Linked DNA regions of Homo sapiens: region 1 is linked to region 2. Evidence: chromatin loops called from intact Hi-C (ENCODE). Cell type or tissue: dorsolateral prefrontal cortex. All regions are shown on one strand. Links, peaks and the distances in the headings refer to the core of each region. The heading gives the core; the rest is flanking DNA.

Region 1 (9,436 bases), core at 925-5,924, 160 kb before region 2:
CTGCCTTCCCAGGGTATCACATATTTAAAGTACAGCTGTGCTCATCGAAGGAGAGAGAGGACAGGGGAAGGTAAAACCTTTCTCCTGCCCTGTAGGGGCCTCTCCCCAGAATTCCTCAGGACCCACAGAGGAAAGCTGAAATGCTTGGATTTAATACAATGCCCCATTTTTTTTAACTGAGCTGAACATAAAATTAAGCATTTTAAAAGGAAAGATTCGGTACATTCACAACATTGTGTGACCACCACCTCTATCTAGTTGCAAAACATTTTCATCAACCCCAATAAGCACCAAACCCATTAAGCAATCAATCTCCAGTCCCTCCTCCCTTTACCCCATAGCACCACCAATTTGCTTCCTGTGGGTACAGGTTTACCTATTCTAGTATTTCATATCAATGGAATCGGACAATATGTGCCTTTTTAGATCTGTCATCTTTCACTTAGCATAATGTTTTCAAGGTCCATCCACACTGTAGCACATATCAGGAGGTATTCCTTTTTATGGCTGAATAATAATCTATTGTAGGGAGACATTCGTCTCCCCATTGATGGACATTGGGGTTGTTTCCACCACCTTTTGGCTACTGCGAATTACTGTGTCTCTGAGCATTAGTGTGTAAGCACTTGAGTTTCTGTCTACAGTTCTTTTGGGTATATACCTCCATGCTCCAATGCTATAGATGAAGAACCAGGCCACAAAAGATCTAGTGACTTGGCTAGGCTTACTCAGCAAGCTCATGGCTATGCTGGACCCCAGGTCACCGAGTACCTGCTCCAGCTTCTACTGAACCCCAACATTCCATGAGAGCTTGGACTTGGCCCCACCTCTCCACTTATGGCAATGCCAGTTCCCTGGCTGGGAAAGCCCTCTCTGGTTTTCTTTCCCTTCCAAATCTTCCCACTCAGATCTCAGCACTCTATCCTCCTTCCCCACAAGGTGTTCCCTGACCACCCACAGCCCTTCCACTTCTTCCTCTAATTTCCAGTCTTATGATAATCTAATTATAAGTCCACATGGCACACAGTGTGTTTCACGGGTAATTTGGTGACTTGTGTTGACAGTAAGATATTTGAGGACAGGAGCTTAGCAAATCTTTATGACAGATTAAATACATGGGCAGAGGCTTGCAGAGCCAGATGGGTGACTTCATCTGGTCTGCTGGCATCCACTTTGGCTGACATGACTAGCAATGTTACAGTCACTATACAGTTGACATGACGACATTCAACAACACCAAAAGGTCTAAACAGTGCTTTAGATCCCCTGGCTGGTGATGTTCACAGCAGCGAAGTCACCAGGAATATGCAAAGACACAACAAGCCTTGTCAACACCACCTTGCCACAGCTGGAGCCACTAAATATGTGGACAGAGTCCTGGCCCAAGAGTATAGCCCAGGAGAGGAATGGACATCCCTCTCCCCACCTTTGAGTAGAAAATGACCAGTGAGCCTGGCACGATGGCTCATGCTTGTAATCCCAGAACTTTGGGAGGCCATGGTGGGCGGTTAACCTGAGGTCAGGAGTTTGAGACCAGCCTGGCCAACATGGTGAAACCCTGTCTCTACTAAAAAATACAAAAATTAGCCAGGCATGGTGGCAGGTGCCTGTAATCCCAGCTACTCAGGCGGCTGAGGCAGGAAAATTGCTTGAACCTGCAAGGCGGAGGTTGCAGTCAGCCAACATTGTGCCATTGCACTCCAGCTGGGGCAACAGAGCGAGACTCCATCTCAAAAAAAAAGAAAACAAGAAAATGACCAGTGAAGGCAACACAAAAGGGATCAATGACGTCATCAATTACAGGATCATGCTCGATTATCTAAAACTCAGTTTGCCCTGTTGTAGGACTTGATCTTTCATAGAGATTGTTATTACAGAAGTACTTTAAGGACTTTAGAAATATGCCAGTAAAACACACACTTTTTTTAAAATTCATTCCAGAGATTTCCATTCCCCAATGAGGTCCTCATCAGAGTCATCAAAGGAGCAGCACATCCAAGAAAGTCCAAAAGAGATAGACTTTTTTTTAATGATGCATTAGAAAACCTGACCCCAACCCCTGCCTTTCTTTGTCTACTTTATCACATTTGTAGGTTTAGAAAAGTTTGTCTTTCAGTCTCAAAACTTTTGGAAAAAATAATGTCCCACTGTCTTTCATATCAAAAAGAAACGACAAGTGTGTTGATCGTACAGAGCCAATCTCCTCTTCACATAATGAATAAAGAGAAGTTTCCATTCATTTGGCCACAAAACAGGTCATTTTCTTCAAAATGTACACACTAAAACAATAAATTAAACACTTATGCTTCCAAGGGAGAATAGAAAGATAAGAGCAGGAGACATATGTGTGTCTTGATGGTGGGTGCCGGTGTATCCTGGGAGCTTAACCCTCACTGCAGATTTAATATTCACAAAAGCCCATTGAGGTGGGTACTATCATCTCTGTCTAACGGTGAGAAGATCAAGAAACTAAGGCTTGGGGAGAATAAGTCATGAACACCAACTTCCCATGTTAGGAACGGTGGGTTCAGGGTAGAAATCTCAAAGTTCAGCTTTTCCCACCACACTTGAAAGGAATTAGTAGAAATTAATGGCTTTACAGACCTCACAGCCACCAGTTTTTTGCTGTGGGACCTCCCCTGTGTCTGTCCTCTCCACATGTCTTGTGTCAGGCCCTGGAGAAGCACAGGGTGCCGCTACCTCTTCACCTGCTGAGCAAACCCTGTCATTGAAGCAACCAGGTGCTCACACGTGTTGTGAACACAAGACTCCAATAAGGGGACACCTGTGTGTATCCAATTTTCTACCAGCAGCAGCTTATCCACTGGGCATGAAAGGGAGGAAAACTACTCAGCCAGTCATTAGGTAAATACTCACTGCTTATCTCAATGCAAAAAAACAAGCACCCTTCTGCAGGAGTAAAAGGAAGTGTGGAAAGGTGAAGAGAGCAAGGGGCAGGAAGCAGACAGTTCAGAATCAGGAGCCTTCTCTGCTTGTGTGGACAAGCTACTCACACTCTCTTAGCCTCGACTTTCCTATCTGTGAGTGGGACTGGCAATCAAACCACACTACTATAAAAAGGATACGTTTGCCCAAAATAGCCAACAGGTGGAAGCAAACAGGCGAATAGATAAACAAAATGTGGTCTCTACATACAATGCAATATTATTCAGCCTTAAAAAGGAAAGCGCTTCTGACACAGGCTACACCATGGATAGTCCTTGACGGCATATTGCCGAGTGAAATGAGCTAGTCACAAAAAGACAAATACTGTATGATTTCAACTTACATGAGGCACCTGGAGGAATGAAGTCCATAGAGACAGAAAGTAGAATGGTGTTTGCCAGGGGCTGTAGGGAATGGGGAGTTAGGGTTTCACGCATAGCAAATTTCACTTTTGCAAGACAGAAACAGGCCTGGAGATGGATAGTGGGGATCGTTGCACAGCAGTGTGAATGTACCTAGTATCATAGAACTCTCCGTAAAAATGGTTAAGTTGGAACATTTTACATTATGTGTACTTTACCACAATGGAAATTAATAATGCTAAAAAAATAACATGTTTGCCATGATTCTGTCACTGTTGCTGAGGAGAAAAGAAACGCCTTGTACTGTGGACCCAATCAACTCAAATTAGAATCTCTTGGGATGGTGCCCAAGCACAGGCATGTTCTAGAGGCTCTATCACACCCACGCCAGAGCTGAGCATCACCCAACGAGCCGAGTGCTCAGGTCACGTTAGTGACTCATGTCCCTCAGCCTGACACTTACTCATGTTGCTGCAAAACAGCAGGATACATTGGGAGCACCCAGGCATCTGTGTGCATTGAATTAACTTTTATTTAGCTCAACTCAAGAAACATTTCTTGCCTACCAACAGGGCTGGCATCACAGGCACCTGCAGGTAGTGCCACAGCGGGCGCCCTCAGAAGGCCCTGCTCGTGGTTTAATGCTCAGTGGCTGCCATTTTGAAATTCTTAACGATTTTTGAACAAGGAGTCCTGCATTTTCCTTTTGTACTGTGGGCCCTGCAAATTGTGTATTTGATTCTGCCTACAAAACCAGATCCTGTTCTAGGCCTGGAGAAGCCAGAGATAAAAGGCAAAGTGGCTATGGAGAGGCCATAGGCTGCAGAATGCCCAGGGCAAGCTGAGGCCAACCCCATCAGGACCTCCTGGTCCACCACTCACCCCACCCCCTTCGCCTGGAGAGCCAGACATGGATTTGCCTGCAGAGGAGGGAGGAGGAGAACCCCTGACTGTGGGTGGATATAAACAAGCTCATGACGAGTGATAAGTAACATATGCAACAGGAACAATGATGCAAAACATCGGTGCACGTTGGGCTTTAGGACAGGGCAAAACTATACACAAAGCAGGCATCTAAGAAGCTAAGTTCTGAGTTCTCAGCTCACCCCATGCTCACTCTTCTTGCCAGCATTCATGGAACATCCACCATCGTGCACCGGAGTCCCCACAGCTTCCAGTCTCAATAAGCCATGGCCGCAAATAAGCACCACCAACCACTTACTGAAAGCTTCCTTCGTGCCAGGCACTGTGCTGAGTGCTTTATATAAGCAGCCGCAAGTGCTTCCCATCATGGCTTCCTAGCTGGCTATTAATTGAACTGTTTTACAGATGAGGACCAGGAATGATCAGAGAAACCAAGGAACTTTCCCAAGATTACGTAGCCAGTTAGCAGGTGATCAGATGTGAACTTGGGTCTTTTGCTTTGAAATCTGTAACTTTGCCCTTCAATGTAAAATACCCTTAGGTTGAACCACATGCAGTTGGTGTTTGGCCGAATATTGTCAATTTCATCAGGCAGCGTGTGATGCAGCTGAAACTGAGACCATCCATAAGCCCTGTGGGAGGCCAGTGAACCCACAGATAAATCCAGATCACTCCCTGTTCTGTAAATCAGCGTGCCGGGCAAACAGCTCTCTTAAGCAGGGAAATGAAGGGAATAAAGAACAAACAAGTGGGAAGCTCTGTAAGAACAATATCCTGTGAGCAAGCTGAATGAAAGCACCTGCCTTCCTCCCTCAGCCCAAGCCAGCTTGCTTAATAAATTAGATTGCTTGTTTGTTAGAAGCACCTTTTTAAAAGGTGAGTGTAGACAGCTGCTCTCCAGATAATGACACTAAGCAGAGCTGTTGCTACCAAGCCACGCTAGAGATAAGGCTGCTTTCCCAGAAATACATTTCGGGGCAGGGCAAATTGAAAGTGTGTACTTCTCAGGTAATAGGTAATAAACATTCCGTTTTGGAGCTTTCTATATTGAGCTTCTGCACCTGGTCGCTGGAAGGCTATGGTGTCAGCACCAAGCCTGCAGATTGCTTTGTATATCAGCCACCCCTGTTTTTCCCCAGTAAAATACCACTCCCGGCTTGGCCGCCAGCTCCTTCCTCTTTCTTGGTGGAAATCTACTGCTTTCTTAAACTGGTGCATGGAAAATTACATGGTCAGCGCCACACTCGGGGCTAGAAAAGCACACATCCCACAGTGATTTCAAATGATCCAGCCTTTCATCATTAAAAAATAAATTCTGTGGGCGAGGAGAAAAGAATCGTGAGGCCCCTAAGCAGGTGACTCATTTCAGACAGAAATGCCAAAGCCATTTCTGAACAGATGGGTTGACAGGACACTTAGCAAATGCTGCTTTTAATTCTTTCTTGCACTCATTCATTCATTCAACAAATATTCCCCCAGGCTTATGGAGCATGGGGCACCACTGTAGGCACTGGGGAAGTAGCTGCCAAATACAAAATAAAACCCAAAAAATCCCTTCTTCCCTGGAGCTTCCACTCTACAGGTGGAGACAGAGAGGAAACAGATAAGGAAACTCTAAGAGTTATGGGGTAAAGACAGCTGGGGGGGCGGTGCGGGTGGAGGGGTTGCCTTGGTGGAAAGGTGATCTTAGAGCAAACAGGGAGAGAAGGTGCAGAGGGAGCTCTGTGGTTACCTGGGGGGAAAATGGTCCTTCTACGCAGAGGGAGTGGGAAGGGCCTAGGGGGAAGTAGGGCCAGCTTGATCCTGGGAGCCGTGTGGCTGTGGGCATGGAGTAAATGGGGACGAGCAGGTGAGAGGTGAGGCAGGTACACTGAGGCCAGGTGGCCACCAGGAGCACCTTGACTTTGCCTCTGAGTGGGATGGCACTCACTGCTCTGTGCAAAGGAAAGTCATGACTGGACTTGCTTTTTGCCAGACACACTTTGAGGCCAAGAGGGAGCAGGGAGAGGAATGTTGACATCATTGAGGTGTAGGATGATGGAGTAAGAGATGGACATGGTGGAGTGGGAGCAGAGGCCAGGGTCTAGCTAGGTGTCAATGGGGATGTTACTGACAGAAAGACTCTACGATTCCTCCAGGTGGGGCATACCCTCAACATCAGCCCATGGATGGATGTTCCCAGACCCCAGGAGTCTCACCATAAATTCTCCCTGGGACAGACTGTGGGTGGCAGTGGTCGCCATCTGTCCTTGGCTGACAGGTGCCCAGAGCTGTGGCAGTGTCATTCCCAGCAGCCCCAGGATTAGGCTGTTATCTCTGTTTACCAACAGGAAGAGACACTCGGTGGAGGATTCAAGCTGATACAGGAGCCGTGGATTGCCACCTGCCTCTTCTCCTATGCCTGTCATGAGTACACACACCAGTCCTGTCTGCTGGCCAAGCCCCCTTGCTCCCAGGTGGGAGAACAATGTGTAGAAGCACAAATTATAAACTGATTCTTGTGTTCTCTAAAGACAGTCTGTTTTTCAGATCATGATTAGGAATGAGTAAACGGTAAGTCTCAAAGTTTTCAGGGGCTTATTATACAGGGCCTATCAGAGTAAAAATAGAAATTACAACAGCCCAACATGGAAGAAAGTTTTCCTTCCTCACTCCCAAACTTCAAACAGAGTCCGAGGGTTAGGATGTGGGCGTAGCTTTTTGGGGGGCCACAATTCAACCCATTCCAGCTAACTTGATTGAGTATTGATGCCTTTTAAACAAGCAATGGAGTGATCATCGGAGATGAAGAAGCAATTTAAGCTCAACCCTCAAATGCAAACCCTTCCAAAGCAAACATCCTAGGAGGTGCTACTTGAGTTAACCTCGGAGATGATTAACCTGGGTTTTGCACCACTGCCCTGAGCCATTTTCCACAGAACAGAACAGAACAGAATTCTTTATTATGTTTCTCAAGATGCTACTTTTCTACACTGCAGTTATTTCAGGCATGACTCATGTTAAAATGAGTGTGATAAGATTTCTTGGTAAAACCCCTGGGAGGCTTTGAGTAGAGAGTTTTTAACAGTAGCTACCCCAAGCAAGGCAGCTGGAGTGGGTTGAATGGTTCCTCCCCAAAAGATCATCCCTGTCCTAACCCTTGGACTCTGACTGTGACCTTATTTGGAAAAAGAGAGTTTACAGATGTAACTAAGTTTGAGATCTCAAAATGAGGTCACCCTGGATTACACAATGGGCCCTAAAGTCAATTACAGGCATCCTTATAAGAGACAGCAGAGAAGACACAGACACAGAGGGGAAGGCCATGTGAAGGCAGAGAATGGAGTGACGCAGCCACAAACCAAGCAATGCCTGGAGCCACCAGAAGCTGGAAGAGGCAAGGAAGGGACTCTTCTTCAGAGGGAGCAGGGCCCTGCCCACACCTTAGCTTCAGACTTCTAGCCTCCAGAACTGGGAGAGAAGAAATGTCTGTTGTTTGAAGCCACCCAGCTGTGGCACTTTATTACGGCAGCACGGGAAATGCATACAGCCTCCAAAAGAGAACGAAGCCCTTCTGAGAGCTTGATTCCAGACATGCAAGACCCTGAGCCCACCGCGCCTGGGTTTCTGCCTACAGAACTGTGAGATAATCCATGGTTGTTTTACGCCACTCCAATTGCAATAAGACAGTGAGGATGTCATGTGAGTGACCAGCAAGGCATGTGGCCCAACCAGACAGCCAGGGAAGGCCTTTAACGAGTAACTTGAGGCTGAGAGTGAGGTGGTGAGTTGTGGAGAAAGTCCCAGCTCAGGGTTCACTGTGGACCAACAGCTCTTTACTGTGGGGTACTACCTTCCTGGAGAATTTCCTGGAGAGTATAAGGCCTGACGTGGGCCTTCAAATATCTCAACAAGAACAATAAATCCCTCCAGAAAACCATATTACTCCACTTTCTTTCCAAAGGAAATTCAAGTCTGTTGAAATGCTTGCTCTAAAACAGTTTCCAGTGATATTAAACAAATTCGTGGCTCTCAGAATACCTTGGGTGATGATCAATAAGAGTTGTATGTGCTTTACATGCTGATAATCACACCTAACCCACAGCATTTGTCTGATGCCTAAGTGGGCTCAGATTTGCCCAAGGCTCTGGTCCAAGGACCTCTGAGGGACACAGCCTCGTCACTCAGACAGGAGAGCCCAACTCAGTGACAAACAAAGGCCAAGGGATTCTGCACATGAAGACAAAACAGAGTCTTCCTTCTCAACTAGAGAATGGCTTATCTAAGAAAAAAATCAACTGGAGAGAAAAAAAAAGTGAGGATGTCAGCATTTAACAGGAATCTTGAAACTTTGACAGGAAGGGTGACCCTTTTCGGTCAATCTGAAATGTATGCAGACAGGTCACAGATATATTCCAAATACATTTTTTTAATTGCTAAATATGTTTAAAGAAGATTTTTAAAATAAAACTCAATGGACCAGTTTATACACTGCAAATTCATTACATTTTTCCAACCACGCAGAGCTAGGCTTAAACTCAACTATACTGAAGGTTAAACTCAACTATTACCAGTGTTATTCTATCCCAAAGAATGAGCCAGGTCTAAGCTGATGTTTCCTCCTGTTGTGACAATAAGAACTTTCCCCATTGTCTTCCACCTTTCCCCTTCTCGCTCCATTTCCACCTCTCCATCGCGCAGGGAAGGCAGATTAGAGTTCACTAGAAACACAATACCTGAAACATAAAGGCCTCACACCTACCCGCCTAGGAGTACAGCTCAGATGATCTTTCTAATAAGGAGTGGCAATGGAGCTTGCAGGCCGAAGAAACTATAACTTGGGTGTGATTGACAAGAGCTTAGGCTAACACATGCCTGCTTCTATAATTATATTGTTTGTCTAGAGAGAAAAAACAAAAAAACAATAAATCATCCAGCGGTGCATGACTGGCTTAGTTCTCTGTCTCTCTCTCACTGGGAAACTCACGATGAAGTTCTTCCAGGAAGAGGTTGCAACCCCACCTGCCCACCATTCTCCATGACACCTGTCACTGACCAAGATGCAAGAAACACATGGGCCCCTGCAAAATCTCTCGATTCATTTTACTGTTTCTTGGTGAACTGACTTGTATTATCTCCCTTTTCGCTACCCTTATTAGTTTCCTACAAACCACTACAAGTTAGCAGCTTAAAACCACACATGGCGGGGCGTGGTGGCTCACGCC
Region 2 (11,319 bases), core at 2,571-7,570:
ATGGAGCAGCAGCAGCCTTCTTTCAACCAGCAGAAGATAGGCCTAGGAAGCACCCATCCCACAGAGGTGGCCAAGCAGAAAGAGGGAAGGCAGCCTGATGCTGGAAGACGCCTCTGAACCCCTGAACCCCAGAAAGGCTGCCTCTATGCTTTAAAATGTGGTTTCTTGCTACTTAAGTCTTTTTTCCTGGGACTCTTCCTGGCTCTCAGTCCAAAGCTTCCAAATGAAAATGAACCTTTTCCTGCTCCTATGTGGAGAGTTTCTTTTCTGCGAAGGGACTCCACGTCCTTGCCTTTCCTGGAGAAGGCAGTGGGAAGGCAAGCAGGTCGCCAACACCCACCACTGCGCCCTGGGAGAAGTCATTTCTGCAGGGACAGTTCTGAATGAGAACAAATACTTGAGAGTATTTAAGGAAATAAAGGACATCTGGTTACACAGCGGCTTTGACGGAGGCAGCAAGAGATGGGTGGTGAAGAAACGAAGAGGATGAAGGTGGGGCCGCCCACGGGGACCCAGCCCCAGGGGCGAGTGCTGTTGATGGTGTGGTTTTCCTTCAGAATCCTGGCACCAAGGTGCTGCGGAGGCCGAAGCAAGTACAGCAAGCTCTGAGCCTTGGGGTTCCATCTGCGTTGAACTGGTGCCGTCTACAGCACGTGAGTAAATACAACATAACAAAAAGAAAAGGTTTTTCTCAGAGCCTATGAATATGGAACTACTAATTTGAGTCCAGGCCATCAATCCCAATCTAGTGACCCAACAGCCATGGGGTGTGTATGCACAAAACCACTTGGATGAGAAACAGGATGGAGGAGGGAAGCCACTAATAAATGCCTCCTCGGGCGCCCGCTCCAGCCGCGCACTGTCTCATAGCCCACCCTGTCCACTGAGGCACAACCCCACTCGTGGCCTTCCCCCAACTGAGGCTTCAGGGGGCTCTTGGGGGCTGTCTTGGCTCATATCGGGCCCAAGTCTGGTCAAAAGTCCAATCTCTACCTCTTGGCATGAGCTGGTTCCTTCCTCAGCTCCTCCTACCCCTGCCCCCACCAGGTACCACCTTCCATAGATTCTTCTGTTCCCACAGGTGTGCAAGGTAGCGGGGAGACCTGTGTCTGCCCAACAAGGCCCGGGCTCCAGGGGCCCTAACCAGGTGTGGGCTGAGAACGGGAGCTCCCCAAGGGCGGGCCGCGCTCCTCATCCTCTCGCTAAGCCCTTGCTGAATGAGTGAAGGAGGGGCTTTGGAAGCCCAGGTCTGCAGAGTCGAGAGAGAACCTCTCCGCTCCCTTGCGTCCTCAAACTCTGCCCTCTACTTCCTGGGTACAGGCCAGACTTCATCTCCCAGCCTCCCTGGCAGATGAGGGCAGGCTCCTCTTGATGGAATGGGGTGAAAGCAAGGAAGCCATATCCATGCTGGCCCATAAGAAGCTGCTACAGAACCCTTCCTCCTCCCTTCCTCCACCACCCAGCAGGAAGCAAGGGAGCCCGGGGCGCCACGGTGGACCACAGGATGAATGACACAGGCCCCTGGGTCCCTGAGCCGCTCTCTCAGTTCCGCCTCTCAGCATGAAAGATCCCAAATGTGGGAACTATGTGTTCTAGCAGCTGGCATCGCCTTCACCAACTCAGGGTTTAGGACAATATTGTTTGTGCCCCAATGTCTAACAACACTTTTCGTTAAATAATCATCATCACAGCTGATATTTACCGAGACCTTCGAGTTCCAGCCACTAGCCAAGTGCTTTGTCAGGATCTGATTTTTTAGAGCTCATGACCACCCCTGGGATGCAGGTGTGTGGTGTGGGGATCGTTGCAGCCTCCCCACATCCATTCCATTCCTTCCCAAGCGCTGCATTCTGATTAGGATGAGGTTGGCCCTATCCTTAGCACCAAAGATGGACCCCGACTGTGTCCAGGGTGGACAGTGTGTGTCCTAAGTCAGTCTCAAGAGCTCAAGAGCTCTGTTTCAGATGGAGGAGGAAACACCACCTCTCTCCCCAAATATTAATAGGAAGATGTGAAGCCTGGATGCCCTTGGACATCCTCTTGCAACCAGGAGGGAAGCCAGCCTGAGCCAATTCATCCAACAAAGCCAATTCATGATGTAGGACAAGGCAGAGGCAAAAGAACCACAGAGAAACAGAACCAGAGCCTGGTGCAGTTATACCTCAAGCTCAGCTTGGCAGAAGCAGTTAGTACTCATGAAATATTCCATGTGCTTGCCACGTGCCTTGAGCCACTAGGGCTGCCATACTGAAGTGCCCCAGATGCGGTAGGTTATTGTCTCAGCTCTGGAGGCTGGATGTCCTTGCAGTTAAATTGGAGCCATATGTCTAGGTCTGGCCACTAAATTGTAAATGACAGTGGTATGTGTCACTTCTTGGCTAAGGCAGGTAAGAGCCAGTGTGCTTTCCTCTCTCCTGATCCCATGATGCTCTTAGTAGCCAGGTGCCGAGATGGGGAAAACAAGAGGGCAGGAACGTGGATCTCTGCATCAGGAATGGAGGAGGGGCCCAGCTAGCGGCACTGAATTGTCGGTGAGCAAGAGGTGTACATCGTGGCGTTATGCCTCCATGCTTCTGGTGCTCACAATGCTGATTAATACATCTACTGTTCTTCTAAAATCAGGACTCCTAAATTGCCAAGACCAGTAAAATCCCGTGATTGTTGAAGCCAGATGAAATCAGGTTTTTTGTTAGTTGCAGCTGAAAGCAACCTAACTCATACAGTATTGTCACTTCTTTAAAATGTAGAAACTAGGGCTTAGTGAAATAGAGTGACTTGCTCAAGGTCACACAGCTAATATGTGACAAAACTGAGCTTCCATAATAATGCCAGGAGTTCACAGTGTGCGGTCCCCATACTATCTCCCTCACAATCATTTGGGATACATGTTTAAAAAGTAGATTAACTGGCCCCATGAATACTGATCAGTCCATCTCTGGATAAGGGGCCCAGGACTATGGATTCTCATGAGCTCTCTGGTGGCTGCTGTCCGTTCAAAGTTGAGAAGCTCTGGTCTAAACTGAGACCTCTTCAGGAGGTACGGTGTCACATGTCCCATGTGTGGGGAACTGGTGAAAATAAATCCATTTGAAGTACAAACATGTTTCAGTTGGCCACTCTCCATGCTACAGTGTGTTTGCCAGTGTTTATAAACACAGTTGAGAAAAAGTCATCAAACTTCATAGCCCATGGTCGTTGACATAAACAAAGATACTCTCCACTGAGTTTTACTTTTAACTTTGCCATTAAGATGGCAGCGATCTTAGTTGCAAGAACTAATTGCAGATTTCATGCTGAATTTTTTTCTCATATCCCCAAAATTACAAATTCTGTGTTGAACCAGAAATCATTCATTCAGAAAACATCCTACGTATTATACAAGGATACGGAAGAAAAAATGCATTGCCCAAGAAAACGTGCCTGTGGGTGTCTGGCCCATGGATCATGATCAAGGAAGATGTAGACTGCAATTGTGATACACAGCCAGTGCACTACTGTGATACATAGCCAGTGCACTATGGCAGTACATAGCCAGTGCACTACTGTGATACATAGCCAGTGCACTATGGCAATACATAGCCAGTGCACTACTGTGATACATAGCCAGTGCACTATGGCAATACACCACCAGTGCACTACTGTGATACATAGCCAGTGCACTATGGCAATACATAGCCAGTGCACTACTGTGATACACAGCCAGTGCACTATGGCAATACACCGCCAGTGCACTATTATAATGCACAACTAATGCATTATTGCAATACACAACTGGTGCCGCCTCAAGGATTGACAATGTACATTAACCTAGAGGCACAAACCATCCGTGAAATTTAAAAATAAGTAAACTATCACGTCTAGGAATAAATCTAATAAAAGATGTGTAAAACCTCCTCAACTCATAAACATTGCTGAGAAAAATCAAAGAAGACTTAAATAGAGAGAGATGACATATACATAAAAAAAACTATTAAGAGAAACAAAAGGCAAGCCACAAACTGGAAGATTTTGAAATTCATATATCCAAGAAAGGACATATTCAGAAAATGTAAAGCTATCTTGCAAACAAATAAGAAAAGGATGTAAAACCCAATTGCAAAAATAGCCAACATCAACAGGTAAAATTTTTAGTTACACAAGATGAATATGTTCTGGAGACCTGCTATACAGCATAGCACCTAGAGTTAACAATACTGTATTGCACACGTTACAATATATTAAAAGGACAGACCTCAGGTTAAGTGTTAACACACACACACACACATGCACACACAACACCACAGAGAGATTTCTGGAGGTGATGGATATGCTTAGTACCTTGATTGTGGTGATGATATCCTGGGTACATGGATTTGTCCAAACTCATCCAAATGTACACATTATATGCAATTTTTGTATATCAATTATATATCAATAAAGCTTTTCAAAATGGGCTAAAAATGGGCAAAAAAATAAAGATAATATATTGATACAGTCAACTGTTCTTACCATCCACATCTCAGACTTTCCGGGAAGGCAGATGGGGTAGGGGAAGAAACAGTAACGCTGATTCATTTCATCTTGGGCCTCTCTTGATTTGCTGCCCAAACAATACATGCTGGACTTGCAAGCTGTACCAGAAAGCCTGGAAAGGGAGGGAAAAAAAGAAACACCCTTGGACAAAACCTCAGCAGCCAAGTTGAGACTCTGAGCCATATGCATGTCTTTGTGTGGGTTGAAATCTATTTTCTCTGGGTTCGATGGATTATTATAACACCCAAAGTTTTCCAAAAAACGTCAGACAAGGTTACCACAGCAATTAAGCTGTCTGCCATCTGCAAGAGGCTTGGCTTAAGGTTTACTGAAGTTAAACATGTTTTGAAAAGAAAAAATTAAGGCTGTCGATGTTTTGCCTATCAGTCAAGCTCAGCAACATTAGGCCTTGGAGACTCTTCAGGGAGAGTCGTTCTCCCTCAAGGAATAGTTTAGCATTGGCATGCTGAAATTTCAGAACCCAAGGAACATTTCAAAAATAAATTATGCCTTGAGAAACACTGCACCTAATCTTGGAACTGGCAGAGTAAAAACTTTGCTAAGACATTCAGCCAAGCAATTGAGATTAACACTCTTTATCGCCTTCCCAAATGGCAAGTTATTTAAAAAAAAAAAAAAACAGACCTGAATGTTAACTGAATTTCACATTCTTACTCCACAGTTTCTTTAAAGCAAATAAGTGTCTAAAATGATGACAGTAAAACTTATGGTTTAAAATTCTGAGGAGTGTCTGCAAAGTCTTATATTTTTCTCAGCCAGATTTTCTGGCTGAACCAAAGCTTTCCTGAGAAAAGGAGGAGAAGGAGGATGGGTTCCATGTGCCTGGAAACATTATCATTCTTTCCAGTTGCCCATCTTTAGCCCAGGGTTACTTTTTATTCTTTCTTGAGAAAAAAATATTCCAGGAACCAAAAAAAACAAAAACAAACACAAAAAAACATAGTTAAATTTTATCCTCTGAACAACGGGCAGGGGGGAGTCAATGTCATTTTTCTCCGGGAATGAATGACAGGAGGTTTTCTCATCTTAAAGCAGTGCTGTGCTGGCAAACCAGCTCTCTGGGAGGAAAAACAAAATCTTCATTTGTAGCATTTGCCAATTTCCAAAGTGTAAATAATCCCACCATGGCTAATTTGAAGTTCTCAGTCATTTAACAACCAGATCTCAAAATTTCCAAATATTCAACAATCCTTTCTCAGAAACTAGCTTCAACTTACCACTCTCTTGAAGCAAATTATTATTATTGCCCATGACATGTTTTATTTATCCAATATATAAAAATAACTTTACCTGGCATTGGAATGCAAGAGAAAAGACAAATGACAGAAAGGGGCTCTGCCATTCAGAATCCTACAATTGAACAGGCAGGGAAAATACACAGTAAAGGCCTCTGAGAACACAGCTGCATATACTACATCTGTTTGGAGAATTCTCCTCTCTTCTGGGCACAGCCTCTTAAGACAGCCCAGATAATGCCAGGCATTGAAATGGCACTGTGATAGTGGAGGGGGTCAAGCGTTAGTATGGACAGAGGTAATGTGGATGGACAGGAAGGTTCTTATACATCTATAAGAATGTCACTTGGAATAAGAGTTAGGAGTTACTTTTTTTTGCTCCAAAGCTAACAACTAGGTCTGCCGGATATAAGACATAAGGAAGCTGATTTCTGCTCAACATAAGAAAAATGTTTCTGTTTTTTTGTTTTGAGACAGAGCCTTGCTCTGTTGCCCAGGCTGGAGAGCAATGGTGCCATCTCAGCTCACTGCAACCTCCACCTCCCAGGTTTAAGCGATTCTCCTGCCTCAGCCTCCCAAGTAGCTGGGATTACAGTCGCCCACCACCATGCCCGGCTAATTTTTATATTTTTAGTAGAGGTGGATTTCACCATGTTGGCCAGGCTGGTCTCAAACTCCTGACCTCAAATTATCCACCCACCTCAGCCTCCCAGAGTGCTGGGATTACCATCATAAGCCACCACACCCGGCCAAGAAAAACTTTTCCAGAAAAAAAAAGTTGTGCTGTCAGAGGAGATAAGACCATGAGAAGAAAAATAACCTCTTACAACATTTCTACCAGTTGATACTATTTCTTACATATCCTTTTGTCCAATTCTCACAATGACCTCATGGTACAGGTACTGGCCACTCCTTTATAGTGAAGAAACTGAGGCACAGGGAAGGCAAAAAACTAACTTCTCTGAGGTCTTCTACAGCAGGAGCAGGACTCAAACTAGGTCTCCTCATTCAGGTAGGATTTTTTCCCTCTCTCAAAATGATTCAGAATATGCCCTGAATTTCAGCGTGTTCCTTGAAAGAGGAACGCCTGGTTACGGAAACTGAAGTGCATTCTGCCAGTAGCACCCGGGCCAGGCACTGCACTGGGGGATTGAACTGGACACAGGAAACCACTCTGTGCTACTTTAGGTTTCTAGATAAGGGCCCGGTGTAAATAAAAGAGTGTTCTCCTGAAGATGGTCATATTGACCTGGCTAATTTCTGAGAGGGACATTAAGAGTCAGTAAGGGACGTGCATAAACCACCTTGGACGCACTATGATAGGCACAAGAAGGAACAGATGAGTCTACCAGAGATGGCTTGGAACAAGTTTATCCCACTCCTAGGAAAATGTCATGGCAAATACTCTGTATATTCAGCTAAAATTCATCAAAAATGAAAGTCATTGACAAAGATCTTAGAACACAGCTCTCAGGGGAACAATGATTTCTTCTGTAGGGGATCATTAAGGGTCATTGCAGATTCAAGAAGTTTCCAGAATAAGGCAAACATTCCTTCAACACAGACAGGGTCCATCACAGACCACTCAGCCACCTGCATCCCAAGCTTTGCACATAACCCAGGACACAGTGAGACCAGACGCTGGGCTTGGACATTGAATGCACTGAATGCATTCTCATGAGTCACTATTGCTTCATAGATATAAATTGCCCTCTGCAGACCATAAGACCTGAACACGAGAAGACTGTTCAGGTAGTGTTTTTTAGCTGCCAAAGGCACCCCCAGGAGGGATAACAGAGCAGATGTCAGATGCCCCCACGAGTGAACCCTGAACCCAAGACGCACCAGGCCAGCTCAGCCATGTGGTCATTTCCACAGGTCTCTCCTCCCCTCCCCACACTGCCGACCCCCCTGTGTGTGCTGGGAGGCACAGCCCCCCTTGGGAGGTTGACATTCCAAGTCAGTGAGTACCACAGCCAAGCTTGCCAACCTCAGCACAGCCCCCTGCCAGGGAACTGTCATTCTAAACACCATGCTTGGGATGGGACCTCCTGCTGGGGCCTGCCCCTGTGCTCCACCCGCAGCCTGTGAGGTAGTGTTTCTACCCAAGGGTTGAGTGTTCAATGAGTGTCTTGTCCTTTCAACAATAGCAGACGTGTTACCCTGCAGCTTGGGGAGCTCTGGGCCCTTCGTGAGTGGAAAATGAAACCTCACTGTGAAGGTATTGAATGGCCTCCAAATAACACGGCAGGACCAGCCCAGAAAGCCAGAGTGTTTTCTGTGCACACGTCGTGTGACCCACAACCAGCTCCCAGGGGAAGTGAGAAACCCATACCACACTTTGCCCCGGAATGATGTTTTCCATCTCTCTGGTTTTGGGCATCTGGAGATGATCCCTCTGGTGCCTTGCTCGCTGAGGACAGTGCAGCAGGAATGAGCCACCCATGCAGGCCAATATGCCATCAATCAACGTCAATATTATTCCTAAGTCTCCACCCCCACCAGGAGTGGTGCGTTCCAGCCCCTGCGGAGGCAGCAGAGCTGTCAGAACATTGTCAGGCTTTGTGGGGAGTTGTGGCAGCTTTCTACAAGCCTTACCCCAACCCTGGACTCCAGCAGGGCTGCACCGCATGTTTCCTGAGGATGTCTCAGAAGAGTTCAGTGCCTCTCCTGCAAGGAGCTTGACCTGGGCTCAAGATGCTGCGACCTCAACCCTCCAGGTCCAGGCTCAACAGCCCAGCACTGGAGCTGACTGTGGATTTTTCATGCATAGCACAGCTTCACGAGGACCTCTGGGCCCCTCACGCACAACAGCCCACCCAGGGTCTTTCCTGCTCCCAACTCTCTTGGAGGCCCATGCCAAAGACAAGGGCTGGGGATGAAGGACAGAGGCCAGGAGCGCCTCCCCACCACACACCACATTAGGCCTAATGGAATCTCCTCCTCCTTCTCCAAGTTATCTTCTCTTCCATGCAGCTTTTCCCAGTCCCCAGAGTCACTGGTCCTTGGGCCACTGCATACTTCCAGTGCAATTATGCATTTATTGCATTTGACTTTTTTTAGTAGTTACTGGTTGCAATGGTTGATTTTATATGTCAACTTGGCTAGGCCGTGGTGACCAGTTGTTAGGTCAAACACCAGTCTAGACGTTACTGTGAAGATATGTTTTAGATGGGATTAACATTTAAGTCAACAGGCTTTGAGTAAAGCAAATTACCCTCCATAATGAGAGTGGGCCTCATTCAATCCATTGAAGGTCATAAGAGAAAAGATGGAGGTCCCTGGAGGAAGACGGAATTCTGCCAGGCAATCATCTTCAGACATCAACTCTTCCCTGGCTCTCCAGCCAATGGGCCTGCCCTGAAGATTTCAGACTTGCCAGCTCTCATAATTGCATGATCCAATTCGTTAAAAGAGAGAGAGAGAGAAAGGAGAGAGATATCCTATTTGTTCTGTTTCTCTGGAACACCCTAATATGCTGGTAGACATATGGGCTCCCCAAATGGATTGTAAGTCATGCAGAGGCCGAAACTGAGTTTCCTCCACTTCCATGACCCCAGCAGTGCCTAGCCCATAGCCAGCCACAGAATGGACCCTCAGTAAACGCATGCTGAGTGGACAGCACATGGTCTAGGCCGGGAAGGGGTGAGGTGTAGGAAGCAGGGAAGTGCAGAGGTGCACACCCTGAATGTGAGGGCCTCCTTGAGTTTGCAGCCCAGGTCCCGGGCCCTGCCCGTGTGGTCTGCAGGGAGAAGTCATTGGTCTACATGCAATGACCCTGCCGGCCTCTGGGACTCACACTCCGCAAGCTCAAGGGCCTGGTTGGCACCACGGAAAAATCTTGAAGCGCTCACTTGGCGTGAACAAGGTCTGGGGTTCATGAGAATCAGAACCTTCCAGAACCCTGGGCTGTGCACTGTTATGCTGAAAGGCTGGTGCTCATTTTGGACCGTCAAGCGCAGCCATGAGCAGAAGGAATCCCTCCGAGCATCGTGCCCAGATGGCGGCTCAGCCTTTCCCTTGTAACGCGTGGCCCAGAGGAAGGGGCCGGCGTTGTTCTGCCACAGGGCTGTTCTGCCACAGGGCTGCTCCCCCAGGAAGCCCTAAATGTGCAGACTGTGTGGGAGGAAACAGCCCCCTTGGATTACTGGGCTATAAAACTTCAAATGCATGAAGACTTTGGGTGGTGATCAAAACCCCAGCGCACCCCAGGACCCCACCATGCAAAGCTCGCCCCACCAGATAGTCCCTGAAGGTCCTTGTTTGTCAATACACAGCCCCTGGCTGGGCCTCACATCGGCCCAGATCCTTCCTGGAGCTTTGGTTTTTCTTGAATCCTCAGCAGTCCCCACCCTGCTGCTGTTAGGACAGAACCGCCAAGTCAGGAGCAACAGATAAAAGGGCTTCCCCTGCCCTGGTCCCTGCGCTACAGTGTAGGCTGAGCCAGCCTCATGGCCTGTGCAGCATGTCAAAGACAGCATCCCCATTTCGCCCTGCCCTCCCCTCAGCACCACAAAATACACAAGGCCCAGAAGAGGAGTCCAAATGCCTTCTCGCTGTCCCATGTTCACACGGACGCTGCTTAAGGATTTAAGTACATCTCAGAACACAAGAAGCCATGAGTGAGACTCTTGCTTTGTTCAAAAAGCTGTGTGATGTCCACACAAAACGGAAAACAAGTACGGGCTGCCAGCTCCCTGACAGGGACCCCCTCCCCATCCACGGAGATAAAACAAGCAATCACAGAAGTGGCTGGACCTACGAGCCTCTTCATCAGCTGACAAAATAGCTCTGAGGAACCCAGGAGCGTCACTGGGTGTATTGGGCCATTCTTGCATTGCTATAAAGAAATACCTAAGGTTGCATCATTTATAAAGAACAGGTTTAACTAGTTCCCGGTTCTGCAGGCTGTACAAGCATGGCGCAGGGCATCTGCTCAGCTTCTGGGGAGGCCTCAGGGAGCTTTTACTCATGGCAGAAGGCGAAGCAAGGGCAGGCATGTCACATGGCTAGAACAGGAGCAAGAGAAAGAATGGAGGGGAGGTGTCGCACACTTTTAAACAACCAGATCTCCCAAGCACTCACTATCACGAGGACAAGACCAAGGAGATGGCACTAAACCACTCATGAGAAATCCGCCCGCATGATCCAACCACCTCCCACCAAGCCCCGCCTCCGACAGTGGGGATTGCAATTCAACTCGAGATTTACAGGAGACGACATCCAAACTATTCTGCTGGGGGTGGTGTGCATAGCAGGGAAGGAAGGTAGCGTGGATGCAGAGGTCCCAGCAGGGTCTCGGATGGGGTTGGAAAGGCCTGTTCTCTCCCCTAGGAGTAGCCAGGACAGACCAGGCCTGGATGGGACCTGGAAGACACCTCCTGGTTCCCATTACATTTGCATTGCTCAGCCAAAGACCACAGGCTGGGCAGGGACCTCAGGGTTCTCAGGACCCCATAAAAGAGAAGGCGGAGGAGGAAACAACCTCTGTGCACACCCACAGATGGGGCCTCGGCCAGCATCCAGGCCAGCCCCGCCATGGGGAGGCGGC

What was found. Hi-C counts contacts between places; a loop is a spot of excess contacts. Peaks named below come from ENCODE experiments on the same cell type or tissue, not always from the same donor. Only the 100,000 strongest peaks of a DNase experiment are listed, where the experiment ranks them.
Region 1: it touches region 2 in a loop (7-fold over the local background); 2 of 110 quality-filtered maps call a loop at or near these places.

The regions. Positions count from the first base shown.
Region 1 is chr21:38,951,925-38,961,360 of GRCh38, forward strand. No RefSeq gene overlaps it. Among named protein-coding and RNA genes, the nearest start is that of ETS2-AS1, 18 kb to the left of the region's middle. In dorsolateral prefrontal cortex, for the core only: no CTCF peak of the experiment used is centred there; DNase peaks (open chromatin) are centred at 3,747 and 5,437; H3K27ac peaks cover 2,724 bases.
Region 2 is chr21:39,107,502-39,118,820 of GRCh38, forward strand. No RefSeq gene overlaps it. Among named protein-coding and RNA genes, the nearest start is that of LINC02943, 29 kb to the left of the region's middle. In dorsolateral prefrontal cortex, for the core only: no CTCF peak of the experiment used is centred there; no DNase peak of the experiment used is centred there; H3K27ac peaks cover 2,000 bases.